Regions from separate parts of the Homo sapiens genome. Here region 2 is linked to region 1. The links are chromatin loops, found by intact Hi-C in ENCODE. Cell type or tissue: HepG2. All regions are shown on one strand. Links, peaks and the distances in the headings refer to the core of each region. The heading gives the core; the rest is flanking DNA.

Region 1 (15,127 bases), core at 3,700-11,699:
TGGCTGGGCTATGGAGACCGGGTCCTGGGCCCCGTGGTCTTTTGGATCTGTGGGAGATATGGGGAACGGAAGTGTAAGCTTTGGTTTCTTCGTGATTGTGATCCACTTTGCGGAGAAGCATTCATTAAGCGCCTACCCTTCGCTGATGACTAGGAAGTATATTGATCACCGGGCTGTTGAACGGCTCCTAGAGGGAAGGGAGGAGCTGTGCTTAGACAACTGTGCCCCTGCAACCCCTCCTGCTTTATTATCGGTCCAATGGCTGAGAGCAAATGTTTTTGAGGCAGGCAGAGGTGGTTTTGAATCTTTATGAACCCCTGTTGCCTTCTTGCAAAATTGAGATGGCAATCAAACCTGCCCCATAGGGCTGGCTGTTGCCAGCAGCAAATGAGATGCTGTGTAAATTGTTGGCCCAGCACCTGGCATTTAGTAAGTGTTCACTGAAAGTGAGTTCTGCTGCCACTACAGTTTTTATTTTTGGCCTTGTCCTGCATTCTGCCTGGAACAATCTTATCTGCTCCCACAGCATGGGCTTTGGTTGCCCAGGGATTCCCACTTGTGCACTGTTGGGTTCCTCTTGGTCAACACTCCTCACCTCACTGCTTACCTATGTGTGGTAACGGAGGTGGGGGAATAGACAGAGAGGGAGGAGTGGGCTTTGACAGCCCATAGGAGCTGGGGCTGGACCAGAGGAGTGCCCCCTTGGATTTGCAGGGTGATATGGTTTGGCTCTGTGTCCCCAGCCTAATCTCATCTAGAATTGTAATCCCCAAGTGTCAAGGGAGGGACCTGGTGGGAGGTGATTGGATCATGGGGGCACTTTCCCCCATGCTGTTCTCGTAATAGTGAAGGAGTTCTCACAAGATCTGATGGTTTTAAAAGTGGCAGTTTCCCAGCCTGGCCAACATGGTGAAACGCTGTCTCTACTAAAAATACAAAAATTAGCCAGGTGTGGTGGTGTACGCCTGTAGTCCCAGCTACTCAGGAGACTGAGGCAGGAGAATCACTTGAACCTGGGAGGTGGACGTTGCAGTAAGCCGATATCACACCACTGCACTCCAGCCCGGGCGACAAAGCAGGACTCCATCTCAAAAATAAATAAAAGTGGCAGTTTCCCCTGAGCACTCTCTCTCTCCTGTCACTGTGTAAGACATGGCTTGCTTCCCCTTTGCCTTCCACCAGGACTATAAGTTTCCTGAGGCCTCTCCAGCCATGCAGAACTGTGAGTCAATTAAATCTCTTGTTTATAAGTTACCCAGTCCCAAGAAGTATCATTTTTTTTTTTTTAACTGAGACAGAGTTTCGCTCTCATCACCTAGGCTGGAGTGCAATGGCACGATCTTGGCTCACTGCAACCTCTGCCTCCCAGGTTTCAAGCAATTCTCCTGCCTCAGCCTCCTAAGCAGCTGGGATTACAGGTGCCCACCACTACTCCCAGCTAATTTTTGTTTTTGTTTTCAGACGGAGTTTCTCTCCTGTCACCCAGGCTGGAATGCAATGGTGCGATCTCGGCTCACTGTGACTTCCGCCTCCCAGGTTCAAGTGATTCTCCTGCCTCACTCTCCAGAGTAGCTGGGATTACAGGCGCCCGCCAGCAAGCCCAGCTAATTTTTTGTGTTTTTAGTAGAGACGGGGTTTTACCATGTTGGCCAGGCTGGTCTCAAATGCCTGACCTCAGGTGATCCACCCGCCTCGGCCTCCCAAAGTGGTGGGATTACAGGCGTGAGCCACCGTGCCTGGCCACTCCCAGCGAATTTTTGTATTTTTAGTAGAGACAAGGTTTCACCACGTTGGCCAGGCTGGTCTCGAACTCCTGCCCTCAGGTGATCCACCTGCCTCTGCCTCCCAAAGGCATGAGCCACCATGCCCAGCCTCAGGTAGTATCTTTATAGCAGTGTGAGAACGGATGAATACATAGGATGTAGTCTACCCTGTTGGTGCCCCACCCATATCCCCTTGGCACTTACCTCTACAGAAAGGATGCTCATGGCCAGCACCTGAGGCTCAGCCTGGGGGCCTTATTCTGGCTTCAGGAGTCCCTTACCCAGTGTACAAGGCCAGTGCAAAGTGCTACAGAGTGGCTCCCCCCACCCACTCAGCAGACCCAGCCTGTGAGGGAAACTACTTTGGGAGGTAAGTACCTCACTTCCTTGCCCCTTGAGTGGAATAGCTTTTATTTATTTATTTATTTATTTATTTATTTATTTATTTATTGAGACACTCTCACTCTGTCGCCCAGGCTGGAGTGCCTCAGCCACCCAAGTAGCTGGGATTATGGGCATGCATCACCATGCCCAGTTAATTTTTGTATTTTTTTTTAGTAGAGCTGGGGTTTCGCCTTCTTGGCCAGACCGGTCTTGAACTCCTAGCTTCAAGTGATCCGCCCGCCTTGGTCTCCCAATGTACTGGGATTACACATGAGAGCCACTGCACCCAGCTGGGTGGGATAACTTTGATGCACGTTCTGCACTGGGTCCCAGAGATCCCCAGTGGGATTGAGCTCCAGTTGCCCAAAGGGGTAACTTGCTCAATAATGCACCTTTCACTAGCTTCTTTCCCTTCCCCTCTCACAGCCCCATTCCTCTGTGCCAGCATTTTCTGGAATCACCTCCCAACAATATACTTCCATTCAAATCCTCTCAGGTCAGATGAGTAATGGGAGAGATGGATAGACTTGTAGATGATCCTCAAGAAGTTTAACGATGAAGCCAGGTGCAGTGGCTCATGGCTGTAATTCCAGCACTTTCAGAAGCCAAGGCGAGGGCCAGGCACAGTGGCTCATGCCTGCAATCCCAGCACTTTGGGAGGCCGAGGCAGGCACATCACCTGAGGTCAGGAGTTCGAGACCAGCCTGGCCAACATGGCAAAAGCCCGTCTCTACAATACAAAAATTAGCCAGGTGTGGTGGCACTTGCCTGTAATCCCAGCTATTCGGGAGGCTAGGAAGGAGAATTACTTGAACCTGGGAGGCGGAGGTTGCATAGAGCCACGGCACTGCCTGGGCGACAGAGTGAGACTCCACCTCAAAAAAAAAAAAAAAAAAAGGAAAGAAAAAAAGGAAACCAAAGTGGGAGGATCACTCAAGCCCAGGAGTTTGAGACCAGCCTGGGCAACATAGCAAAACCCTATCTCTACATAAAATTTAACAATTAGCCAGGTGTGGTATGGCATGCCTGTGGTCCCAGCTACTCAGGAGGCTGAGGTGGGACAACCTCTTAAGCCCAGGAGATAGAGGCTGCAGTGAGCTGTGATTGCGCCACTATACTCCAGCCTGGGTGACAGACCAAGATCCTATCTCCCCAAAAAAATAAAAAAGAAAAAGCCAGGTGCTGTGGCTTACACCTACAATCCCAACACTTTGGGAGGCTGAGATGGGAGAATTGCTTAAGCCCAGGAGTCCAAATTCACAATTGGCTAGAGCTTTTCTCCCACCCCCTCACCCCACCCCAAGGCTTTTTTTTTTTTTGAGATGGGATCTTGCTATGTTGCCCAGGCTGGAGTGCAGTGGCACGATCTTGGCTCACTGCAAGCTCCACCTCCCGGGTTCACGCCATTCTCCTGCCTCAGCCTCCCGAGTAGCTGGGACTACAGGCACCGCCACCACATCCAGCTAATTTTTTTGTGTTTTTAGCAGAGACGGGGTTTCACCATGTTAGCCAGGATGGTCTCAATCTCCTGACCTCGTGATTCACCCACCTCAGCCTCCCAAAGTGCTGCGATTACAGGTGTAAGCCACCATGCCCGGCCTTTTTTTTTTTTTTGAGATGGAGTCTCACTCTGTCACCCAGGCTGGAGTGCAGTGGTGCAATCTCGGCTCACTGCAACCTCCGCCTCCCGGGTTCATGCCATTCTCCTGCCTCAGCCTCCCAAGTAGCTGGGACTACAGACGCCCGCCAGCACGCCTGGCTAATTTTTGTATTTTTAGTAGAGATGGGGTTTCACCGTGTTAGCCAGGATGGTCTCGATCTCCTGACCTTGTGATCCGCCGGCCTTGGCCTCCCAAAGTGCTGGGATTACAGGCGTGAGCCACCATGCCTGGCCCCCCCCCCCCTTTTTTTTCTTTTTTAAAGAGACAGAGTCTGTTGCCCAGCTGGAATGCAGTAGCACCATCATAGCTCACTGCAGTCTCCAACTCTTGGGCTCAAGCAATCCTTCCACTTCAGCTTCCCAAAGCACTGAGATTACAGGCGTGTGCCACCATGTCCAGCTGCTCCATCCTTTAATAAGGTCAACTGAGGCCAGGCGTGGTGGTGCAAGCCTGTAATCCCAGCACTTTGGCAGGCTGAGGTGAGCAGATCACTTGAGTCCAGGAGTTCGAGACAAGTGTGAGCAACATGGCAAAACCCTGTCTCTAGAAAAAATACAACAATTAGCTGGGTGTGGTGGTGCATGCCTGTAGTCCCAGCTACTCCAGAGGCTGAGGTGGGAAGATCATTTAAACCTGCGAGGTGGAGGTTGCAGTGAACCGAGATTGCACCACTTCACTCCAGCCTGGGCAACAGAGGCATTGACAACAACAAAAAACCACGAAAGGTCAATTGATTTCTCCAGTGCAAGGTGCTCTGTCCACACTATTCCGAGCCTCTTTCAGCCAGCTGCCACCCCTAGCCTCTCCTTGGGCTCTTTTGTTCTGCTTCAGGGAAGCAAACCGTTATACTCAGTAGCTCCCATGGCCGACCCACAGCAGCCCAGCTAAGTTATCAAGTCCAGGAAGCCTGTAATCTCTGCCATAACCGCTAGAGGCCACCAACACACCAGCAAAGCTAACAGTTCTCTTCCTTTATTAGGGCTCTCCTATTTCGTCTGCTCCTGCCTTAAAGGTACGATACTCTGGCCTGCCCAAATTGTGCCTACTCTTCCAGGCAGCCTTCTCAGATCTCTGCAGGTAGCAGTTTTATGTGGCTGCCTTCCCTTGCAATATCTTCTGTAGTTCTGTTATTTCATTGAGACTTTCAAAGGTCGTGGTGGGGGCCTGAGATGCCATGTGCCTATGGTGGGGTGCCATTTGCACCCGGTGAGTGAAACTGCAATGCTACTTTCCAGCAGATGGGCAGAATCCTCACCTGTCCCTTGGTCATATACAGGTGTCAAGACTGCCACAACTGACAGGAGAGTGAGCTCCTCACATCTAGGGATGAGGGAGCTGGAGAGCTTGTGCCCCATCCCAGCTGACAGGGAGTGGGGCTCCCACCCATCCTGCTCTGAGGTCTGGCCTTGGCCCTTAACAGGAAGGTTCATAAAGCTAAGGGGCTGGGGACCTGGGGTCACTTGCCATCAGACCGCCTCAGGGTGGACAGGGGGATGCCCAGGGCAGCACTGGAGTACATGGAAGACCACTGAAAAGGTTAAGATTGCACAGTGGCGGCTGGGCGCGGTGGCTCATGCCTGTAATCCTAGCACTTCGGGAGGCCAAGGCGGGCAGATCACGAGGTTGGCAGATCATGAGGTCAGGAGATCCAGACCATCCTGGCTAACACGGTGAAACCCCGTCTCTACTAAAAATACAAAAAAATTAGCCAGGCGTGGTGGCAGGTGCTTGTAGTCCCAGCTACTTGGGAGGCTGAGGCAGGAGAATGGTGTGAACCTGGGAGGCAGAGCTTGCAGTGAGCCGAGATCGCGCCACTGCACTCCAGCCTGGGTGACAGAGCGAGACTCCGTCTCAAAAAAAAAAAAAAAAAAAAAAAAAGATTGCACAGTGGCATCCACCTGTAATCCCAGCCACTTGAGAGACTGAGGCAGGAGGAGGCTTGAGCCATGCAGTTCGAGTCCAGCCAGGACAAAACAGTAAGACCCTGTCTCAAAATAAAAGTAATACAACTGTAATCCCAGCACTTTATGGGGGCAGAGGTGGAAGGATCATTTGAGCTCAGGAATTTGAGACCCACCAGGGCAGCACAGTGAGACCTTGTCTCTACTAAAACAATTTTAAAAATTAGCCAGAGAGGGCAGACACGGTGGCTCATGCCTATAATCCCAGCACTTTGGGAGGGCGAGGTGGGCAGATCACCTGAGGCTGGGAGTTCGAGACCAGCCTGGCCAACATCATGAAACCCCATCTCTACTAAAAATGCAAACATTAGCTGGGCGTGGTGGCACGTGCCTGTAATCCCAGCTACTCAGGAGGCTGAGGCAGGAGAATGGCTTGAACCTGGGAGGCGGAATCTGCAGTGAGCGGAGATTGTGTCACTGCACTCCAGCCTGGCAACAGAGCAAGACGCCATCTCAAAAAAAAAAAAATTAGCCAGGCATGGTGGCACATGCCTGTAGTCCCAGCTACTTGGGAGGCTGAGGTGGGAAAATCACTTGAGCCCAGAATGCGGTGAGCTATGATCACTGCCAGTACACCAGCCTGGATGACAGAGCAAGATCCTGTCTCATCAGAAATAATAATTAGATGGGCATGGTGGTGTGTGCCTGTAGTCCCAGCTAGTCAGGAGGCTGAAGTGGAAAGATCACTTGAGCCCAGGAGTTCAAGTTTACAGTGAGCTATGATCATGCCACTGCACTCCAGACTGGGCAACGGAGTGAGACCATCTCTAAAAAAGCAAAACCGGCCTGGCGCGGTGGCTCACGCCTGTAATCCCAGCACTTTGGGAGGCCGAGGCGGGCAGATCACGAGGTCAGGAGATTGAAACCATCCTGGCTAACACAGTGAAACCCCGTCTCTACTAAAAATACAAAACAAATTAGCCGGGCACAGTGGCGGGTGCCTGTAGTCCCAGCTACTTGGGAGGCTGAGGCAGGAGAATGGCGTGAACCCAGGAGGCGGAGCTTGCAGTGAGCCGAGATAGTGCCATTGCACTCCAGCCTGGGTGACAGAGCAAGACTCCGCCTCAAAAAAAAAAAAAAAAAAAAAAAGCAAAACCCAGGCCGGGCATGGTGGCTCACACCTTTAATCCCAGCACTTTGGGAGGCTGAGGTAGGCAGATCACCTGAGGTCAGGGGTTCGAGACCAGCCTGGCCAACATGGTGAAACCCCATCTCTACTTAAAATATATATATAAAAATTAACCGGGTGTGGTAGCAGGTGCCTATAATCCCAGCTCCTCGGGAGGCTGAGGCAGGAGAATCACTTGAACCCGGGAGACGGAGATGGCAGTGAGCTGAGATTACGCCATTGCACTCCAGCCTGGGGGACAAGAGCGAGAGTTCGTCTCAAAAAAAAAAAAAAAAGCAAACCTCCCCCCCGCCCCCCGAAAAAAAAATAATAAAGGGTTTGGACAGATTCAGCAGTCAGGCTGGGCTGGAGACAGGTTTTGCACTGAGGAAGAAATGATCAACTGGGCCTGGGCTGGCACCTCCTGGTCATCCTCAGGCTCACAGTGAAACGCAATCATAGACCAACATTCTTTAATCACAAAGGCACTTGAGGACCCCTACAAACCCAAAGTCTCTGCCAAGAGTGGCCCTGCAGACGCCCCACCTGCCACCCTCCATCCACCCATCCATCCACACACTCAGAGTTCATCGTGACCTGCAGAGGGCTCCACACTAGGCTTGATGAAGATGCCTTCCATGGCCTTCCACGTATTGTGCGTGTTGGCACTGGGCATGCCGTGGACCTCATGCTGCCCACGGATGGGGCTTCCATACTGCTCACCCGTGACTGACAGGAACACAGAGGTGCCCACATGCTGGAAGCGCACAGCAGCCTCACGCTCCCAGTGCTGTCCAGAGCAGCGCACTGTCCATAGGTCCAGGTCGTCGCCCTCGCCGTCTTCCCCAAAGGCACTCACCTCCTATAGGTGCAAAGGATGAGAAGACAGTGGTCACCACAGAAGGCGGCATTCGCACCTAGTACACCGAGCCTCGGGTTCTTCCCTACCCTTCCTGGAGCCTCAGCTCCCACAGCTGCAAAAGGTGACACCATGACCCGCCCCCGCAACCTCTAGCACTCCCTCCCCAGCATGGGCTCTTCAGACACATGCACACACCATTGCATCTGTCTGTGCAGAGACCACTGGTCCCCACGGAGCTAAGGCCTCCTCCTCCACATTTTCCCAGTCCTAACCCCTCTGACCTACCTTCAGCCTAAAATTCAGCCCCTCAGGCTAACAGTCAAGCTGTCTATCTATCTCAAACATTTTCTTCCACCAGCTCCCCAAGGGCACCCACTGTTCCATTCCAATCCCCTGAATTCCAATGACCTCCATGCATTGGCACAATCTCTTCTGCTGGCCTGGGAAGTCTCTCTTTCCCCTTTGTGGCTTGTAGGACTCCTAATCATCCTTTCAGATCTAGCCTGAGTTCCTCCTCCCCAGTGGAGTTTCCTATTCCCCACCCTCAAGGCTGTGTGGATTCCCCTCCTGGGTCCCACTTGCCACCAGAGGAAGAGCTATCCAGGCGTATCTCTCCGGATCTCTCTCCCGTCGTTCTCCCTGCCGGGCCGGGAGCACCTGAGGGCAGGATCCTGGCGGAGTTACTCTGTGTCCCCCGAGGGGGCGCTCAGTAACCATCTCTGAAGTGAAATTTCCATTTCACGAAGAAGCTGAGGCTCGGATTGGAACCCAGGGCTCTGTCTCTGGCCCCTCACACAGGCCAGGAGTCTCTCTGGGGGCTCCGGGAGGGGCTCACCTGGTTGTTGGACAGCGGCGACGGGAAGTGGTGCGTGTGCAGGTTCTTGCCCGTAAGCACATGCGTGAGCCTCACCGCCTGCCCGCAGCGCACCGGGGACCCGCGCGGGCACCCGCCCTCCGAGCCGCCGCGGATCCGCCAGTAGCTATTGGCGTCGTCCGACGCCTCTACGCCGGTCACCGATTGCTGGCCGCTGCCTGAGGAGTGACACCCCACACACCCAGGGTCTCCGTCAATCGCGGAACCCCGGACCCTCGCCCTGGGACCAGAACATGTCCCAGGGGACCCCAAGGGCTCACCCCCAGCCCCCGCCTGACACCCCCTCAGTCTTTGGGCCCGCAGTTCCCCGACGACCGTCCCCACCCTCAATATCCTCGACACCCTCAAAGCTTTGGCCCCTCGACCTCCCAACGACTCTAGAGCCCCCGCCGCCCGGCTTCCAGACGGCCCACAGACCCCCATGACCACCCTGTCTCCACACTCCCAACCCCGAGCCCCGGTTCCCCGCGCTCTCCCAGTCGCTGGCCCCACGCACCGGATCCGTATTTGATGTCGTGCGAGTGCAGCCGCACGCGGTGGTGCGTATTGAGCAGCTTCAGCACCGACCCGCAGGTCACGAGCTCCGCACCGGTCTTGGCGGCACCACCGCCCGGCACTAACAGCGCCAGCAGCAGCCCCAACAGCACCGGCCAGGCAGCCCCGCCGCGGCCCGCGCTCCACATCGCCCCGGCCCGGCTCCAGCCCCTCGGGCCCAGGGGCCGCTTCCGTCCCCGCCGCGGCCCAATCCGGTTCTGACAGCGCCCGCTTGCGGCAGCCAATAGTCGGCCCGCGCGGCACTCCGCTTGCACTGCCACTGGGTCAGCGCGGGGAGGGCCCGCCCCCGGTTCGCGAGAGCCGTAGCTGGGCGGGGACTGGAGACACGAGGAGGGTTTTGATTGGTCCACGCTTCCGAGGACTTACCAATGAGTGCCCAGGGAAGGGCGGCTGAGTCTCCGAGCCGCGGAGAGTGAGCGTGAACAGTTGGTGAAGACGCGGCTCCTCGCAGCCGGTGAGTCCCTGGACACCGGCTCAGGATCCTAGGACCCTGCAGGCACGTTTTCACGACGCCCCTTGATCCTGGACTCCTGGGCACTCAGTAATGAGTCTCTCCCCTCAGAACCTGGGCCCGCAGCTGCAGGGTCTTGAGGTTGTTGGATCGCTAGATTTTGTGGTCACAAAGTCGACAGATCCCGGGGTCACTGAATCGGGATCAGTCCTTAAGTCCCTGGACCCCGGGATTAATGAAACCTCCAGTCATTCGGCCCTAGGCCCTCTCTGATACTGGGTCACCACAGTCCCTAGACCCTGGGGTTTCTGAATTCCCCTGGCCACTTATACATTTGACTCCTTTCGTGGCTAAATCTCGTGGTCACTGGGTCATCGGGCAGGAGAGGGCAGCAGGGAGCTGTAGCGTTGAGAATAATGGCAGCTTCTCACCAGAAAGTCCCAAAGCTGTCTTAGGAAACCAGAGTCAAAGGAGACCAAGGGGCTGTGGGAACCATGCCTGGGCGACCGTGTCCCAGGTCTCCTGGCCATGAGTAGGTCTCCTTCTTGCCGCCTTCTCAGAGTGTTGTCAGCTCAACCTTCAAGGGAGGAAAACTTACACCTCTGTTTATTTATTCATTCATGGGACATTGTTACAGCAGCTTCACTCCAGATCCTGTGGGGTCACAGAGCAAATAGCTCTGGGCTCAAGAGTCTGACTAGGGTGTAGTTGAAGCACAGGCAAAGCAGAGAGAAAAGTTCATATTTAATTAAATCATCCAGAATTTTGCGTTCAGAAAATCCAGAGTAAAGCCATTTTCATTACAGCAACATGTTATTTTGGGGGTTTCGTGTTTAATACTGTTTTGATTTTGAGTTACATGTAGTATAAGACACCTTGATCTTTTCAGCATTTAGGTGTCCAAACGGTTAAAAGTCAGTCTGCCCTGGATTTGGTAGTCCCTGCACTTGAGGGGTCTCCAGTCTAGGGTGGAAGAGCTGAAGTACTATCTGAGAGGCGATGGATATATACTCTTGGACATGTCAGCCATCATCTCAAAATCAGCACATCCAAAGCAGAATTCCTGGTCTCCGCCCTCAAACTACCCCTCCCCCAGGCTTATGAGTCTCAGTAAATGGCACCTCCATTCTGCAGATGCTCAGGCCCAAAACTTGGGATTCTTCTTTCATTCGTCTCTTTACCTTGCTCCTCACATCTCATTCAACAATTTTTTTTTCTTTAATACGGAGTTTCGCTCTTGTTACCCAGGCTGGAGTGTAATGGCGCGATCTCGGCTCACTGCAACCTCCACCTCCTGGGTTCAAGTGATTCTCCTGCCTCAGCCTCCTGAGTATCTGGGATTACAGGCATGCATCATCACGCCCGGCTACTTTTTTAAATATATTTAGTAGAGACAGGGTTTCACCATGTTGACCAGGCTGGTCTCAAACTTCTGACCTCAGGTGATCCACCTGCCTCAGCCTCCCAAAGTGCTGGGATTACAGGCATGAGCCACCACGGCACCCAGCCTTTTTTTTTTTTTTTTTCAAACTTTTGAGTCTCCCATGTGCATCATTCAAGAAGTCTTTTTTTTTTTTTTTTTTTTTTTTTTTTTGAGACGGAGTCTTACTCTGTCACTCAGGCTGGAGTGCAGTGGCACGATCTCGGCTCACTGCTGCAACCTCTGCCTCCCGGGTTCAGGCAATTCTCCTGCCTCAGCCCCCTGAGTAGCTGGGATTACAGGCATGTATCACCACACCCAGCTAATTTTTGTATTTTTAGTAGAGACGGGTTTTCACCATGTTGGCCTGGCTAATTTGTGTACTTTTAGTTGAGACGGGGTTTCACCATGTTGGCCTGGCTGGTCTTGAACTCCTGACCTCAGGTGATCCACCCGCCTTGGCCTTCCAAAGTGTTAAGATTACAGGTATAGGCCGGGCCCGGTGGCCCACACCTGTAATCCCAGCACTTTGGGAGGCGAAGGCAGGAGGATCACCTGAGGTCAGGAATTCCAGACCAGACATGGTGAAACCCCGTCTCTACTAAAAATGCAAAAATTAGCCAGGCATGGTCTCATGTGCCTGTAATCCCAGCTGCTCGGAGGGCGGAGGTGGGAGAATCACTTGAACCCAGGAGGCAGAGGTTGCAGTGAGCCAAGATCGCGCCACTGTCCTCCATCCTGGGCAATAAAGTAAGACTTCGTCTCAAAAGAAAAGTGGTAAAAGCATAGATCAAAAGATCATGCCAGTTCCCTGCTAGAACCTGCCAGCCATTTCCCAATTGCATTTAGGACCGTAGGAGGCTGAGGACACAGCAGGCAATCTTCCTGACAAGCAAGATAGGATTCTAAGTAGGCTGAGATACCAGACCCAGAGTTGGGGAAGCCAACGTAGCACTCCCTTGACTCTCAGGGGCAGCCTGGTCGCCTCTCTTTGCTGTTCCCTTCTCCGGCCTCCTGCTGCAGACCACCTTCCCCTGCTCACCCTATGGGCAGCTCCTCAGGGCTGATTATGGCATCTCCAGTGCCCTCCACCTACCAACTATAATTTGTCTTAAGGTTCAGGTTCTCAAGAGAGAATCTGATTGGCTCAACAAGGGCTGCTCAAGGTACAATCAGCTGTGGAGAGGAGGAAGGGTGGTAGCTAGTCTCCAAATATGACCACTAACAATTCCTCCCATCCCCATAAGCCAAAGAAAAGACATGGAGTCCATTTCGCCTTTCCTTGAATCTGAGTAGGTAGCGCAACTTGTTTTGTTTTGTTTTGTTTTGTTTTGTTTTTTTGAGACGGAGTCTCGCTCTGTCGCCCAGGCTGGAGTACAGTGGCGCGATCTCGGCTCACTGCAAGCTCCGCCTCCCGGGTTCACGCCATTCTCCTGCCTCAGCCTCCCGAGTAGCTGGGCCTACAGGCGCCCGCCACCGAGCCCGGCTAATTTTTTGTATTTTTAGTAGAGACGGGGTTTCACCGTGGTCTCGATCTCCTGACCTCGTGATCCGCCCGCCTCGGCCTCCCAAAGTGCTGGGATTACAGGCTGGAGCCACCGAGCCCCGCTACGCAACTTGTTTTGACCAATCGAATGCCGAAGAAGTGCTGTTTGGGGACTTCTGAGCACCGGCCATAAGAACGCTGGCAGGTCTGGCTTTATCCTTCTAGGAAGCTAGAGAATGCACCTTACTGTAATGAAGTGCCAGATTACTACGTGGTAAGAGGCCACATAGAGAGGGACCCTGGAATGCTCCAGCCTCAGTTCAATGAGCAGCTGAAAGCAGTCACATGAGCAACTCCAATGTACACCACTACTCCACTGAGCCGGTCAAACTCCAGTGTTGGGCGGGGCACAGTTGCTCATGCCGTTAATCCCAGTGCTTTGGCAGGCCGAGGTGGGCGGATCGCTTGAGCCCAGGAGTTCGAGACCAGCCTGGCCAATACAGTGAAACCCTGTCTCTATCAAAAATACAAAATTGGCAGGGCGCAGTGGCTCACGCCTGTAATCCCAGCACTTTGGGAGGCCGAGGCAGATGGATCACGAGGTCAGGAGATCGAGACCACCCTGGCTAACACGGTGAAACCCCGTCTCTACTAAAAATACAAAAAAATTAGCCGGGCATGGTGGTGGGTGCCTGTAGTCCCAGCTACTCAGGAGGCTGAGGCAGGAGAATGGCATGAACCCAGGAGGCGGAGCTTGCAGTGAGCAGAGATCACGCCACTGCACTCCACCCTGGGCGACAGAGCAAGACTCCGTCTCCAAAAAAACAACAAAAAAAATTTAGCCCGACATGGTGGCGCACGCCTGTAGTCCCAGCTACTCAAGAGGCTGAGGCAGGAGAATCCCTTGAACCCGGGAGGTAGAGGTTGTGGTGAGCCGGGATCGCACCAAGGCACTCCAGCCTGGGCAACAGAGCAAGAATCCATCTCAAAAAATAAAAATAAAAATAAAAGCCAGGTGTGGTAGTTCATGCGTGTAATCCCAGCACTTTGGGAGGCTGAAGCGGGCAAATCAACTGAGGTCAGGAGTTCGAGACCAGCCTGTCCAACATAGTGAAACGCCATCTCTACTAAAAATACAAAAAAAATTAGTGGCCAGGTGTGGTGGTTCATGCCTGTAATCCCTGCACTTTGGGATGCAGAGGTTGGCGGATTACTTGAGGTCAGGAATTCGAGACCACCCTGGCCAACACGGTGAAACCCCGTCTCTACTAAAAATAAAAAAATTAACTGGGCATGGTGGTGGGTGCCTGTAGTCCCAGCAACTCAGGAGGCTGAGGAGGCAGAATTGTCTGAAGCCAGGAAGTGGAGGTTGCAGTGAGCTGAGATCATGTCACTGCACTTCAGCCTGGGAGATAGAGCAAGACTTTTTTTTTTCTTTTTTTTTTTTAGACACAGTCTCACTCTGTCACCCAGGCTGGAGTGCAGTGATGCAATCTCGGCTCACTGCAACCTCTGCTTCCCCAGGTTAAAGCCATTCTCCTGCCTCAACCTCCCAAGTAGCTGGGATTACAGGCACCTGCCACCACACCTGGCTAATTTTTGTATTTAGTAGAGACAGGGTTTCACCATGTTGGCTAGGCTGGTCTCCAACTCCTGGCCTCAAGTGATCTGCCCACATCAGCCTTTCAAAGTGTTGGGATTACAGGCATGAGCCCGGCCAAGACTTCATCTTAAATATAAATAAACAAATAAGTAAATAAATAAAATGGCGGCTGAAATCTCAGGACAGCAAACCTGTGTCCCAGCAACACAGGCTTTATTTCTATTTCTTTCACTGGCTCCCTTGAGAGTCTCAGCAGAGCTCCTCGTGGGCATTCAGCCTGTGGTGACTCCTGCTCTTGGCAGGGGCTGGTGTGATGTGCAGCAACTCTGACAGAGCAGGGAATCGAGTGGCTAGTGGGGACTTCATGGTGGGTCACCGTGGCCCACGTCCACGGAGTGGCTGACCGAGGCCTCCTCTCCAGGCTCTGGGAGGCTCTAGACTCCATCCTCATCCTTGTCCTCATCCTGGTCTTCATCCTTGAACTCATCCTCATCTTCATCTTCAATCTCGGCTTTATCACGGCCCTCATTGTCCATGTCCTTGGACTTGGGGGGACTGGAACCCATGCCGGTGCAGGCAGACATGTAGAGCTTGGGCTCCAAAGGGCTGAGCTGCCGGCTGGCTGGCAAGTTGGTGTAGAGGGAGCGGCAGGGCTCTGTGGCCTGGTCCTGGGCAGTGTGGGTGGCTGGTTCCTGCTGCACAGAGGGTGTCTCTGTGCTGCAGTGGGAGGTGCTGAGCCGGGAGGCCTGCCGGGCCCTTTTGGACTCCTCCAGTTTACGCAGCAGGCAGCTCCGGTGGGTCTCCGAGGACAGGTGGATGCGGGAGCCTTTTACCTTCTTTAAGCCCAGGGAAAGGTCCCTGAGCACGTGGGTGATGGGGAAGGAGAAGAAGCCCAGCTGCTTACTGAGGTCCTTTTCGAACTCGTACTTGCGGATGACCAAGGAGGCTGCCTGCTGGGTCAGGAAGTCGGCGAGCTCCTCATAAAGGCGGTTGGAGAAG
Region 2 (15,127 bases), core at 2,845-10,844, 49 kb after region 1:
ACCACGCCCGGCTAATTTTTTTGTATTTTTAGTAGAGACAGGGTTTCACCGTGTTAGCCAGGATGGTCTCGATCTCCTGACCTCGTGACCCGCCTGCCTCAGCCTCCCAAAGTGCTGGGATTACAGGCGTGAGTGAGCCACCGTGCCTGGCCCTGCCCCAGGCTGGTTTCTATGCTCTCAAGCCTTCGTGATCCACTCTGGAACCTTGTCAAGAGCTGAGTTAGGCCAGGCACAGTGGCTCATACCTATAATCCCAGCACTTTGGGATGCTGAGGTGAGTGGATCACTTGAAGTCAGGAGTTCAAGACCAGCCTGACCAACATGGTGAAATCCCATCTCTACTAAAAATACAAAAAAATTAGCCAGGCGTAGTGGTACACGCCTGTAATCCCAGCTACTTAGGAGGCTGAGGCAGGAGAATCACTTGAACCCATGAAACAGAGGTTGCAGTGAGCTGAGATCACACCACTGCACTCCAGCCTGGGGGACGAGAGAGACTCTGTCTCAAAAACAAAAAAACAAAAAAACCCAAAAGAGTTAAGTTTAGGAGGTTAAGTTCTTGTGACTTCTGAACATGGAATATGTCCTTACTCCATGTTCGAAAGTCACAAGAACTTAACTTTGTAAATTGCCTTTAAGTATGATTGATTGATTGATTGATTTTTCTTTGAAAGAGTCTCGCTCTGTCACCGAGGCTGGAGTGCAATGACGCGATCTCAGCTCACTGCAACCTCCACCTCCTGGGTTCAAGCAATTCTCCTGCCTCTGCCTCCCAAGTAGCTGGGACTACAGGCACCTGCCGCCACACCCAGCTAATTTTTTGTATTTTTAGTAGAGATAGGGTTTCATCATGTTGGCCAGGCTGGTCGCAAAATCCTGGCCTCAGGTGATCCACCCTCCTCAGCCCCACAAAGTGCTGGGATTACAGGTGTCAGCCACCACGTCCCTCCTTGCCTTTAAGTATTTATTGTCTCTTCTGAAAACAGGCTTTTTGGTTATTTGAATCAAAAAATCTGCCACATGAGATTCATCTTGTTCTAATATTGGTTTCTGAAGATGACTTCTTTGTACTGTTTTCAACAACTTGGTTTTGGGGATTTTTCATAATACAGTTCTTTGGCAACAAATATTTCCTTTTTTTTGAGATGGAGTCTCACTCTGTCGCCCAGGCTGGAGTGCAGTGGCGCGATCTTGGCTCACTGCGGCCTCCGCCTCCTGGGTTCAAGTAATTCTCCTGCCTCAGCCTCTCTAGTATCTGAGATTACAGATGCCTGCCACCACGCCCGGCTAATTTTTATATTTTTAGTAGAGATGGGGTTTTGCCATGTTGGCCAGGCTGGTCTTGAACTCCCGACCTCAAGTGATCCGCCTCCCCTGGCCTCCCAAAGTGCTGGGATTACAGGCATGAGCCACTGCACCCGGCCGGCAACAAATACTTCAACACTAAAGAGTTCAATCGTATTCCCTTTGGAAGTAAATAGTAGGAATAAGTTTTTTTGTTTGTTTTGTTTTGTTTTGTTTTTTTAGATGGAGTTTTGCTCTTGTTGCCCAGGCTGGAACACAATGGCACGATCTCAGCTCACCGCAACCTCCACCTCCCCGGTTCAAGCGATTCTCCTGGCTGAGCCTCCCAAATTGCTGGGATTACAGGCGCCCACCACCAGGCCCGGCTAATTTTTTGTATTTTTAGTAGAGACGGGGTTTTGCCACATTGGACAGGCTGGTCTCAAACTCCTGACCTCAGGTGATCCACTTGCCTCGGCCTCCCAAAGTGCTGGGATTACTGGCATGAGCCACCGCGCCCGGCCAGGAATAAGTATTTTAGAACTGGTTTTCCAATCTTTCATTTCATAATGTTCATAAACTACCTTCTGAATTGTATCTACAATTAAAATCACAATCTCCATTAACCGAATTTGACAAAGACCATTCCTTCCTTTTGGGCTCAAATAGCCATGAGTACTTCTCATACATAATTCACTTTTCTCCCAAGAATGGAAAAAATACAGCACTCACACCAAAAATAGAAGTGAAAAAAACAAAACAAACAAAAAATCCCACCAGACACCCCATTCCCCAGGATGCCGTCAGGCCTCTGCTGCACAGCCCAAGAACGTTCTCTGTGCATACATGGTGCTCTCAAAGGCCTTAATTTCTGTACATCTATGCAAACTACACATATGTCCTCACACTGCCTATATTTTTTCATAGTTTCTGCTCACACTGCCTTCCACTATGCAGTCCAGATATTGTCACCCTCCCACCCACCGCTGCCCTGCTTCTGTTTGGTCTTAAGTGCCTTGCAGGTGGAGCCACACTCAGTGCTTAAGAGACCATGGATTCCAGGAGGGTGGCTTCTCTGTGGCCTCTGTCCATAGAACCTTGTGTCTGGCTGTGATAGGAGCTCAACAGCCCCATCAATGTAGGGGGATACTCTTTCTCCCCAAAACAACTCCAGTGTGCCCTCAGAAAACAGGGCTGCCCTCATTGGTCTCAACCATTACAGCTACAGGAGACGGAAGTAGGGGAGAGAGAAGGCAGAGTGGCACAATTAGCAGGAAGCAGAAAAGAACTGACAATTACAGGCAAGTGCTGAGCCCAGGGAGGCAGGATGCAGCTCCCATCAAAGGCCAGAGGGGCAATGCAGAAAGGAGGAATGAGGCATCCGGAGGGCGTGGATTTTAGGAGCAACTGCTGTGCAAATAAGCTTGCAGAAAGAAGGTGAGAGGTCTAACTACAAATGTAACTGCAAAAAGGTGAAAGAGGCCAGGAGTTCAAGACCAGCCTGGCCAACATGGCGAAACCCTGTGTCTACTAAAAATACAAAAGAATTAGCCGAGCGTGGTGGTGTATGCCTGTAGCCCCAGCTGCCAGGGAGGCTGAGGCAAAAGATTGCTTGAACCCAGGAGGTAGAGGCTGTAGTGAGCTGAGATCACACCACTGCACTCCAGCCTGGGAGACAGAGTGACTCTGTCTCAAAAAAAAAAGAAATGGAACTAGGCGGGTGGGGGCATGGTGGCTCATGCTTGTAATTCCAGCACTTTGGGAGGCTGAGGCAGGAGGATCGCTTGAGCCCAGGAGTTTGAGACCAGCCTGGGCAACACAGGGAGAACCCATTTATTATTATTATTATTTTAATAAAATAGAGACGGGGTCCTGCTATATTGCCCAAGCTGGTTTTGAACTCCTAGGCTCAATCGATCCTTCCACCCCAGCCTCCCAACATGCTGGGAATATAGGTGTGAGCCACTGCACCCAGCCCCCATCTCTATTTATTTAAAAAAAAAAAAAAAAAAGGAAAGGGAAAGGGAGAAGGAAAGGGAACTAGAAATCAATAACAGAACTAGAAAACTCACAATTATGGGGAAATTAAACGTACTCTCTAACAAGCAATGGGTCAAAGAAGAAATCACAAGGGAAATTAGAAAATATCCTCAGAAAAAAAAATGACATACCAAAACTTAAGTTATGCAGCAAAAGTAGTGCTCAAAGGGAATCTACAGCTTTAAATACCTACATTGAAAAAGCAAGTCTGAAATCAATAATCTAACTGGATATTTTAAGGAACAAAGAAAGTAATAACACAAGAAAGAAGTAAATAGTAAGCACAGAGGAGATAAATGAAAAACACACACACACACATTAATGAAACCTTCCTTGAAGAGATCAACAAAATTGAAAAAACTTTAGCTAGACTGATAAAAGGAAAAAGAGAAAAGACTCATATTATTAAAATAAGAAATGAGGCAGGGCATAGTGGTGTAATCCCAGCACTTTGGGAGGCTAAGGCAGGCGGATCACTTGAGTCTAGGAGTTCAAGACCAGCCTGTGCAATATGGCAAAACCCCATCTCTACAAAAAAAAAAAAAAAAATACAAAAATTAGCTGGGCGTGGTGGCTCATGCCTTCAGTACCAGCTACTCTGGAGGCTGAGGTGGGAGGATCGCTTGAGCCTGGGAGGTTGAGGCTGTGGTGAGCCATGATCATGCCACTGTACTCCAGCCTGGGCAACAGAACGAGAGCCTGTCTCAAAAAAAAAAAAAAAAAAAAAAAAAAAAAAAATCTACATATAAATGGATCAAAGATCCAAATTTAAGAGCTAAAACTATAAAACTCTTAGAAGAAAACTCAGGAAAATTTGCATGACCTTGGATTTGGCAACAGTGTCTTAAAAATCAAACCAAAGTATAGGCAACAAAATTAAAAATAGATAAATTGGACTTCTTTATTAAAAATTTAAGGCCAGGTGTGATGGCTCACATCTGTAAATCCCAGAGCTTTCAGAGGCTAAGCCAGGAGGACCACTTGAGCCTGGGAGTTCAAGACTAGCCTGGGCAACACAGCAAGACTCCATCTCTACAGAAAAAATAATTAAAATTAGCTGGGGGTTGCAGCATGTGCCTATAGTGCCAGCTACTTGGGAAGACTGCTTGAGCCCAGGAGTCTGGGGCTGCAGAGAGCCATTATTGAGCCACTGCACTCCAGCCTGGATGACAGAGCAAGACCCCTTCTCTAAAAATAAAAATTAAATTAAAAAATTTAAAACTTTAGTGCATCAGGCCAGGCACGGTGGCTCAAGCCTGTAATCCCAGCACTTTGGTAGGCTGAGGCGGACAGATCACTTGAGGTCAGGAGTTCGAGACCAGCCTGGCCAACATGGTAAAACCCTGTCTCTACCAAAAAATACAAAAATTAGCCAGGTGTGGTGGTGCACGCCTATAGTCCCAGCTACTCGGGAGGCTGAGGTGGGAGAATCACTTGAACCCGGGAGGCAGAGGTTGCAGTGAGACGAGACTGTGCTTCTGCATTCTGGCCTGGGCAACAGAGTGAGACCCTGTCTCAAAAAGAAACAAAAAAACAAAAAACACACCATGCAAAAACATGTTCTACATCCTTAGTATGAAGAAAACAGAAATCAAAACCACAATGAGACAGCACTACATACCAACTAGAATGGCTGTAACGTAAAAACAAAAAAAAAGTAAAATAACAAATGTTAGCAAGGATGTGGATGAACTGGAACCTTTGTAGTGGAAATTTAAGACGTTACAGGATGGGCGCAATGGCTTATGCCTATAATCCCAGCACTTTGAGAGGCTGAGATGGGTGGATCACCTGAGGTCGGGAGTTCGAGACCAGCCTGACCAACATGGAGAAACCCAGTCTCTACTAAAAGTACAAAAATTAGCCAAAATTGCTTGAACCCGGGAGATGGAGGTTGCAGAGAGCCGAGATCGCATAACTGCACTCCCCAGCCTGGGCAACAGAGCAAGGCTCTGTCTCAAAAACAAGAACAAAAATTAGCTGGGCATGGTGGTGCACACCTGCAATCCCAGCTACTCGGGAGGCTGATGTATAAGCATCACTTGAACCCAGGAGGCTGAGGTTGCAGTGAACCAAAATCACACCATTGCACTCCAGCCTGGGTGACAGAGTAAGACTGTCTCAAAAAATAAAATAAAATGGAATAAAATAAAAAGAAATTGGCTGGGTGTGGTGGCACACACCTGTAGTCCTGGCTACTCAGGAGGATTGCTTGAGCCCAGAAATTCAAGGCTGCAATGGGCCATGATCACACCACTGCACCCTAGCCTGGGTGACAGCACAAAACCCTGCCTCAAAAAACCAAAACATTATTATGAAGTTATGAAATGGTTTATTAAAAACTGCATGAAGGCCAGCGTGGTGGCTCACGCTTGTAATCCCAGCACTTTGGGAGACTGAGGAGGGTGGATCACAAGGTCAAGAGACTGAGACCATCCTGGCCAACATGGTGAAACCCCGTCTTTACTAAAAATACAAAAATTAGCGGGGTGTGGTGGTGCGCACCTGTAGTCCCAGCTACTTGGGAGGCTGAGGCAGGAGAATCGCTTGAACCCGGGAGGCGGAGGTTGCAGTGAGCCGAGATCGTGCCACTGCATAGCGACAGAGCGAGACTCCAACTCAATTAAAAAGAAAAAAAAGAAACTGCATGAAAAAAGGCTGAGAGGAAGTATGCTGAAGGTTAAGAGTAAACACATTCACTGGGCTAGAAGCTTCAAGAAGGGTGACTACCACACCTCTAGTTCCTAAAGGGCAGTACACAAAATGTAACTGAATTTCTTGATGATGTGATTATGGGTAATATTTTCTTCCTTAGACGTTACCTTAGCATCTTAGATGAAAAAAAATTACAGAAAAACAAATGTTTAAAGGGAATAGACCAGAGTTGCGTTGGCAACAATGAAGTCTCTAGGAAGTACCTCCCCAGCCTTCCCTCCCACCTGCCCTCCTCTGTGCACTACGACCAGGGCAATCGCTAGGTGGCTACCCAAGGACAGCACCACTCTCCACTAAGGACCAGGGCTGGGCTGCCATGCCTTCATCGGCCTGGCTCTACTTTTACCCCAACTGGGCAGACCTCAGGTGAGTTTGTATAGTAGATTCCCATGCTGGCCCAGCCCGTCCAATGCAGGAAGACCTAAAGCCCAGGTTGGGGTACAAGTGTGGACCCTGGGGATGTCAGATGTCAACAATGCCTTAACTGCTCTGGAGAAGGAAGAAGACTTCATTGAAACATTCCTCATACAAACCCAGGGGCCCTGGAAGAAAGCAAGGGAGAGGACCGAGAAGAAGTGGTATACACAGGGACAAGAGCAGCCCTGGCTGTTGCTTACCGTCTCCAAGGTGAAACTTTGGCCTGGATAGCTCCCCAGAGCCTCAGCCCAAGCACACTTGGATTCTACCAGCCAGCCTCCACCTTTGCCCTAGTAAGATCTTAGCCCACTGCTCCATAGCCCCTGCCAGCGTGAAACCAGAGGGAGGCCTTTGCATGAGTTGGGGCAGAGCATGCCCAGCAGCAATCTACCCGTGGAGCTGGCTAGCAGGCTCTCAGGCCACTAAATTCTCAGGGCCAGACTGCCCAAGCCTTACCACTTAAAACCATTCCATTCATTTTTATCATTTTCCAAAGAGCCACAGATTAACTGTTCATTTCTTTGCTCAGTAGACTACACAATCTCAATTAGAAAAGGGACAAGAGGTCAGATGGTCCCGGCCATCTTCAGGTCCCTAGAGTAGGCAAGGGCTGCACTCACAGGCCAACCCCTCCCATGCAGAGGTGTCTCTGCCACCCACACCCTTTGCCCTGAGCCCTAACACCATCAAGCCTAAAGAAATCTAAAGGACTCATCTTCAAAATCAGACTGGAAGCTCCCAGATTTAAACATTCTGAGCATACTAAATCATTACAAAGCATATCTTTCCTTAGTTATCCAAATGATTATGGAAATAAACTACAAATCCAATAACTGCTGATCAAATTCAGGGACTTAAAAAAAAAAAAGCATGACCTTATAACCAGCATCAAGAAGAAAGCATCTACAGGAGGGAGCATGCTCCATGCTCACCTTATAACCAGCATCAAGAAGAAAGCATCTACAGGAGGAAGCATGCTCCATGCTCACCTTATAACCAGCATCAGGAAGAAAGCATCTACAGGGAGAAATCATCTACAGGAGGAAGCATCTACAGGAGGAAGCATGCTCCATGCTCATGACCTTATAACCAGCATCAGGAAGAAGCATCTACAGGAGGAAGCATGCTCCATGCTCTGCTTTGGCAAAGCAGCCAATCCATCCATGAGAACAAATTATATACAGGACAGCGGCAGGCACAGGGCAAGGGCCAGAGGCTCAGATGTGCAAAGTGGGAATGAAAAGGAACAGAGAAGGTGAGTGGATGAGGAAGAACAGGAAAGGAGGGCACTCACGCAGGACAAGGGTGTGAGCTGAGGTAGCTGAAGGCTACACAATGACCAAGTGAGGCCGCCTGGTGGACAGATGGTGCAGCTTCCGGGGAGAAGGCAGGAATGGAGACAGGTGTGGGAATCCTTCATGTCTGGCATAATCATCTATGATGCCGAAAGTAGTAGGGTCCCGAGACAAAACAGAACAGGAGAACAGCAGGAGACCAACAAGAGTCATGTTTAAGAGTGAGGAGGAAGGAGTGGCAGAACAGGAGCGAGTGGCAGGCTGGTCACAGGACTGGGGGCTGGAATGCTGCCCGTGCTCCAAAAGCTCAGGAGGCAAGCAAGGGCCATGATGCCAGCACTGCCGAGCTAGAGGTGTGACAACAGTGGGGGCAGCCTGTGGGCTGGGTGTGACGTGGTTTCAGGAGAGTGAGAGGAAGGGGGATTGCAAACTGGAGTTAATTATAAGACAAGCCTCTTGAAGGGGAGGGGATCAAAGGATGCAGAAAAGAGTAGGCACTAAGAGGGTGCTAAGGAAAGCCATCGTTAGGAGGGCCTTGAGCCCATCAGAAGGCAGAAGACTGTGAGATGGGGGAGCTGGGCTGTGGGGGCAGACACTGGAGGCATAAGCCCCAGAAAAGACATGGGGTGAGGGGAACATGTGGGCAATTAGGAAAAGGGACTTGAGACAAATGGAAGGCACAGGTTGGAGGGGACCAGGAATAAAGCCCGAAATACAGGTATCCAAAGGGTTAGAGACATGAATGCAAAACCAAGAGAGAAAGCAAAATATCTAGAGGGGAATGCTTGTCCCCTCCTGAGGAGCTCAGAGAAGAAGGTCCTGCTGATCCATCAGGCCAGGCGCAGGGAAGTCAGGAAAGAGCAGGAGCACAGACACACTCCTTTTCTCTGTGTCTACAGATCTGCAAAGCTCAGGACTCCCTGAATTTGACAAAACGAGTGCCAAGATGTGACTCTACTCAGGACCCAAGGCTACACTCCCTACCTTATCACCCTAGAGCGACAGCCACTTCTGTGCATCTGCTGGCTGCCTAGACTAAGAGCCTACTAAGGAGCAGAAAAACAAGCCCAACAGCACACACATCACCTTAAAGAATAATCTGGTAGGAAGTGGAAGTGTTCAATACTCACAGGAACAATAAGCCCTTGCCAAGTCAATAAATTAGCTTCATCAACCTGGATGTTACGGAAGTTTTTCATCCCACATTTGCGGATTTCTTCAAGCTCCTGTTGATTGACAAAGCATAAAGGGGTGTCAAATAGGGGAAAGCACCACATATTAAGATCCCTCCTGATGCCCTCAAATTAAACCAAGTGCCAAAAATGCTAATGACAAAATTGGACAGTGAGGACTAAACTGTGCTTGGAGTGGTTAAGGAGGCATGGAGCTGCCATGGCGGTCCCCTCTGCAAGGTTGTTGCCTCTCCCCATGCCCCAGACCAAGACAAGCCCCCACCTCAGTGAACCCCCCTGAATAGGACAGGGGGAACCATGCTTCTGCAGACGTACCACCTCCTCTTTGGGTTGGTCACCATGGCTGTTTAAATCCCTCAGCACCCTGCATAGGGCAGACATGTGGCAGGAGCTATCCTGAGGTGCTCTACACCTGATACCTTCCAATCAAGATTCATTAAGCACTGATTATGCACCGGATGCTGAGAAGCTAAAGATGAATAAAACTGGGGACTGGGAACAAACCAGACACAAACGCATATCCAGTTTTCTACCCAGTGCTATAAGTGTGATTTCAGAAGGACTCCACCTCAACATGGGCACACAGCAAAGAGAACCATCCAGTCTGGGACTGGGGTGGGAGTGGGGGGGTGGGGACGGGAAACCTTCACTGAGCCTGTTTCCTCAGCTGCAAAACAGACCCAGAGTGCAGAAAAGGAAAGGGAAGCCATGTTGTGGGCAACAGGACCCCTTGCAAATATGTGGGGTTATTGTTGTATAAACAGTCAATGCAGCAAGTGCCATTTCACCCAGAAAGCACAACTTTACGACTTCAGGGTCCTGCCTGAGATGTCTTCAGAACTGTCTGTCACCTGTTTTTCAACTGTGCACCAGCCTGACATTTCCCATTGCCTCCAACATCTCAGTGAATGCCTGGCAGGCGCTATAACCCAAACCACCCAGCAATGCCCTCCTGCCAGAACACCAGCCTCGCCAACATTCCTCCACTCTGACACATGAAGTGCCACTCTACCCGCCTCAGCCCGGCCTCCCATCCAGTGGCACAAAAGCCGCCTCCACACCTGTCAGGCACCTTCTCTTCTGCAGCCCGAGCACCATCCAGCTGAGCCCTGCCTCCTTCGCCAGGCTGCTTCCTCTGGCCCAGCTCCAGCACCCTCCAGAACCTCCTTACGTGGTACTTCAACTCACAGTGGCTTGGGGGCTCCCTATCAGCCCCCACATCAAGCCCAAAAGATCCTTGCACCTCATACTTCCATCACACAGTGGTAGTTTAAAAGGCACCCTGAGGCTACACAGGCAGGGAAGGAAACAATTGGCAAGGAAGGGGGAACCGGAGCCCAGGTTACTGGTTCTGAGTAGGAAGATGTGCTGGGCGCCCGGCCCAGAGCAGCAGAGAGGGAGAGTGCAGTGAATGAATACACGGAAGAGGTGGAACACACTGGTGCTTCATAGCAGGCAACAGGCACAAGTTTCCCCCCACAGGGTGCTCCTGCCTGTCACCCTCATCTGCCCACCACAATCACCTGGACTTGGGCCCAGCCCCAGAAATTCTGGTCCAGCAAGTGTGGGTGGAGCCTGAACATAGGGATTTCTCACAGGCTATAGCTGTGGTGAGAGAAGAGGCACTGCTGGGAGCGATGATGGATCCATTTCTCCCTGAGGAGGCGTTAGCGGCATGGGCTGCAACCTCCTGCAGTGAGGAATGGGGTGGCCTGGCCCCTCTCCACCTGCATGAGGCCCCTCTTTCCCTGCATAAGGAGGTACGGAACCTGAGGGACCACTCCAACCTGCCAACTGCCACCTGGTCCTCCTGCTCACAAGACTCATAAGAAATGCTCCCCTGGGGATTATGAAGCCTGGGCAGACTCAGAAAGGGGAAGAGATCTCACACCCACACTGCCACCTCCTTCCACTCTCCAAATAGAATGTAAGCTCAACAAGGGCAGGGATCAGGAAGCCCTGGTCCTGCCAGCGCCTGGCTCACAGTGGTGCTCAAACATGTGCTTAATGACCAGGTTGGTGGGTGGATGGGAAGCTGGGGCTTTGGGAGGAAAAAGGAATCTGGGGTGGGAAGGATTTTCTATAAATACAGTTCCAATGCTGTGTTTGGCTTTTTTGACCTTGGCTCAAGATACTAGAGTAAGATTCTTGGCTAAGGACAGGGTATACCATGCACGTCCCTTAAGGCTGGAGTCCTAGCAAACAAAATGTTTTAAACCAAATACAGATAGGAAAAAAATATGCCACACAGAACTTTGAAACTAGACAACTAAAAAAAGAAGAAACAACAGTGAAGATATCTAACATTTATGGGACAAAACAAATTTTAAAATCATCTGTAAATATACTTTATGGTTTCAGAAATCCACACTCCAACAGTATAAAGTATGGGTGATGGCTGAGTGCGTTGGCTCACGCCTGTAATCCCAACACTTTGGGAAGCCAAGGTGGGTGGATCACCTGAGGTCAGGAGTTCGAGACAAGCCTGGCCAACATGGCGAAACCCCATCTCTACTAAAAACACAAAAATCAGCCGGGTGTGGTGGTGGGCGCTTGTAATCCCAGCTACTCGGGAGGCTGAGGCAGGAGAATCGCTCGAACCCGGGAGGCAGAGGTTGCAGTGAACTAAGATCGCACCACTGCACTCCAGCTTGGGCGAAAAGAGCGAAACTCTGTCTCGAAAAAATAAAAAAATAAAAAAATAAAGTAGGGATGATAAACACAAGGTAAATTTCACAAGAATTATAAAAATATGGCAAGATGGAACTCAACTGTAACATGAGAGTGAAAAACTGTATCTTGCTCAAGAAAAAGGAGAGGAAGCAGTCAGTGAGGAGCACTAAGGGCAGGGGTGCAGAAAGGACACTTACTGGTGCTTTGGTATCAAGGAGATCCAGGGGATCCACAGACAAAGATAAAAGAAATACTGCCATGGGAGTGAGCCACACACCTGGCCAGAAAGAAGAATGGGCAACCCTGAGGATGCTAATGACAGCAGGGTTGGGAAGCTCAGAGAATCCTAAGTAGGGTTATCACATAAACTCCCAACTTACCTTGCCGTCAAGTTAAGCTCTCCAAAGACAGAAAAGGCAACCTCCTTTACATGATTCTAACCAACAAGGAAGAACTGATTATAAGGCAAAAGTGAGAGAAACAGGCAAACAAACAAACAGGCCCTGACATCTTCAGAGAATGATGAGCATACCATAGTAGAAAGTTTCTCAACAGGGTGTTGCTGGCATCCAGATACGACTCTGCACTTGAGCCTCCCAAGCCCTTACCCTGAGACAGATGCCAGGCACTGTGACCAACCCACCCCAATTTCCCAACATCCTCTACAGCTTCTACTGAGAACCACGGGCACTATGAGTGGCCAGGATGCTAAAAGACCTGCACTGCACAAGACGGTCCTGTGGACAGAAACTATTTAGCCCAAAATGCCAATCATGCCGGGCGCAGTGGTTCACGCCTGTAATCCCAGCATTTCGGGAGGCCGAGGTGGGCGGATCACGAGGTCAGGAGATCAAGACCATCCTGGCTAACATGGTGAAACCCCGTCTCTATTAAAAATACAAAAAAAATTAGCCGGGCATGGTGGCGGGCGCCTGTAGTCCCAGCTACTCGGGAGGCTGAGGCAGGAGAAAGGCGTGAACCCAGGAGGCAGAGCTTGCAGTCAGCCAAGATTGCGCCACTGCACTCCAGCCTGGGTGACAGAGCGAGACTCCGTCTCAAAAAAAAAAAAAAAAAAAAATTCCAATCATGCCTCCACTGAGGAAAACAACTTCAAGAAGATAAATTCAGGCCAGGCGCAGTGGTTCACACCTGTAATCCCAGCATTTTGGGAGGCCAAGGCAGGCAGACTGCTTGAGCCCAGGAATTCAAGACCAGCCTGGCCAACATGGCAAAACACTGTCTCCACTAAAAAAAATACAGCCCGGGTGCAGTGGCTCACGCCTGTAATCCCAACACTTTAAGAGGCCAAGGCAGGTAGATCACGAGGTCAGGAGTTCAAGACCAGCCTGGCCAAGATGGTGAAACCCCGTCTCTACTAAAAATACAAAAAATTAGCCGGGCGTGGTGGCAGGCACCTATAATCCCAGCTACTTGGGAGGCTGAGGCAGAGAACTGCTTGAACCCAGGAGGCGGAGGTTGTAGTGAGCCAAGATTGCGCCACTGCACTCCAGCCTGAGTGACAGAGCAAGACTCTGTCTCAAAAATAAATAAATAAAAATAAAAAATAAAAAAAAGTAGCCAGGCATGGTGGTACATGCCTGTGGTCCCAGCTACTTGGGAGGCTGAGAGGTGAAAGCGGAAGAATCACCTGAGCCCTGGCAGTCAAGGCTGTGCAGTGAGTCAAGATTACAACCACTGCACTCCAGCCAGGGCAACTAGAGTGAGACCCTATCTCAAAAAAAAAAAAAAAAAAAAAAGAAAGAAGAAAAATTGGAATCATTCAGAGATCAGTTCCATCTGAATATCTGAGACTCAAAAGGCCAGATGACTCAAACCCTCAAGATGGTTGTAAACCCTCAAGCAAAACTGTGCCCCGATAACTGAGAATGGTCCTGACAGTGAAGAATTAGGGAAGGAATTGAAGGAAACCAATGTAAATTCCAAGAAGTGGAATTCAAAAGGATGTTACAAATGACAGAAGAAAGGACCTGATAAAAACCGCAAGAGCAGCCCAGCTCTAGAACAGAGTTAGGAAGACCAAAGCCAAGAATGACAGATGCTTACAAATAACACTCCCACAAAGGTTTGTTTCAGTTCTGCTCAGAGCAAGAAGCAACCCAAGTCAGCTGCTCAGGGCTGATGGTGCAGTGCTGACAAAGAGAGAGTTCAAGGGAAAGCACCAGGCAGCTCACACATTCCTTCTCTTGATGGGGACAGCAGGCTTCCCAACCAGGGCAGGTGGTGCAGGAGAAAGAGAGCAATGCTTCTCAGAATGAGGTCCACTTCGGAGCCCAAGTAGACTTCAGTGTATAGAGGGGAACTGAAAAAGCCCAGGGGTGCCACCCAGCTCCTGAAAATGGAAAACACCCATGCCCCAAACTCAACCCCAGAGAGCTTGATGCCCACTCCAGGGCAAAGTGTGAAGCATGGCAGAGAGGGATGGTTACTTAACAGCTTTGCAAGCACTAACAGGAGAGATGGGCCCTGGGCCCCAGCAGAAGGCCACGGACTCAAGTCCTGAGAGGAGATGGGAGAACAGGACACTGCTGTATATAGCCAGTGCTCAGTCACACAGCTCAGATGTACACACCTGCGTCTTGGCAAAGCAGTTAACAAAGTTCCTCTTTTGCTTCTTTTTGGGGTCTACAATGAGGCCTAGAAAACTGTTCAAAATCTCCCCAGGTAACCCTCACACAAGGCCAGGTTTCAGAACCCCTCAGGAGCCACTAATCAAGAAATCTAGGCGAGGCGCGGTGGCTCACACCTGTAATCCCAGCACTTTGGGAGGCCAAGGCGGGTGGATCACGAGGTCAGGAGATCGAGACCACATGGTGAAACCCCGTCTCTACTAAAAATACAAAAATTAGGTGGACATGGTGGCGCCTGCCTGTAGTCCCGGCTACTCGGGAGGCTGAGGCAGGAGAATAGCTTGAACCAGGGAGTCGGAGGTTGCAGTGAGCCGAGATCGCGCCACTGCACTCCAGCCTGGTGACAGAGCAAGACTTCGTCTCAAAAAAAAAAGGAATCTATGCCAGCGCCAGGCGTGGTGGTTCATGCCTGTAATCCCAGCATTTTGGGAGGCCAAAGCAGGTGGATCACTTGAGGCCAGGAGTTTGAGACCAGCCTGGCTGACATGGTGAAACCCCATCTCTACTAAAAATACAAAAATTAGCCAGGCATAGGGGTGCATGCCTGTAGTTCCAGCTACTCGGGAGGCTGAGGCATGAGAATTGCTTGAACAAGTGAGACAGAGGTTGCCGTGAGCCAAGATCACACCATTGTACTCCAACTCCAGCCTGGGCGACAGAGCGAGAACCTATCTTAAAAAAAAAAAAAAAAAAAAAAGGCCGGGCACAGTGGCTCACACCTGTAATTCCAACGCTTCAACACTCTGGGAGGCTGAGGCGGGTGGATCACTTGAGGACAGGAGTTTGAGAGCAGCCTGGCCGACATGGTAAAACACTGTCTCTACTAAAAATACAAAAATTAGCCGGGCATGGTGGTTGACTC

Evidence for each region. Hi-C counts contacts between places; a loop is a spot of excess contacts. Peaks named below come from ENCODE experiments on the same cell type or tissue, not always from the same donor. Only the 100,000 strongest peaks of a DNase experiment are listed, where the experiment ranks them.
Region 2: a loop joins it to region 1, with 4 times the contacts of the local background. A loop is called at or near these places in 8 of 110 quality-filtered maps.

The regions. Positions count from the first base shown.
Region 1 is chr22:21,636,506-21,651,632 of GRCh38, reverse strand. SDF2L1 (stromal cell derived factor 2 like 1) reads right to left here and starts at 9,331. Exons shown (of 3, transcript NM_022044.3): 1 at 9,110-9,331; 2 at 8,575-8,771; 3 at 7,334-7,739. The coding sequence starts at 9,296. The coding sequence ends at 7,458. CCDC116 (coiled-coil domain containing 116) reads right to left here. Exons shown (of 5, transcript NM_152612.3): 5 at 14,304-15,127. The coding sequence ends at 14,563. RefSeq lists a silencer at 9,093-9,522. In HepG2, for the core only: CTCF peaks have their summits at 4,738 (motif pointing right), 7,488 (motif pointing right), 8,444 (motif pointing right) and 9,998 (motif pointing right); DNase peaks (open chromatin) are centred at 4,732, 8,442, 9,502, 9,992 and 1 weaker place; H3K4me3 peaks cover 2,224 bases.
Region 2 is chr22:21,586,711-21,601,837 of GRCh38, reverse strand. It overlaps UBE2L3 (ubiquitin conjugating enzyme E2 L3), which reads right to left. Exons shown (of 4, transcript NM_003347.4): 2 at 8,882-8,977. Among named protein-coding and RNA genes, the nearest start is that of UBE2L3, 27 kb to the right of the region's middle. RefSeq lists enhancers at 1,825-2,759, 10,291-11,104 and a silencer at 13,622-13,681. In HepG2, for the core only: a CTCF peak has its summit at 7,804; a DNase peak (open chromatin) is centred at 7,807.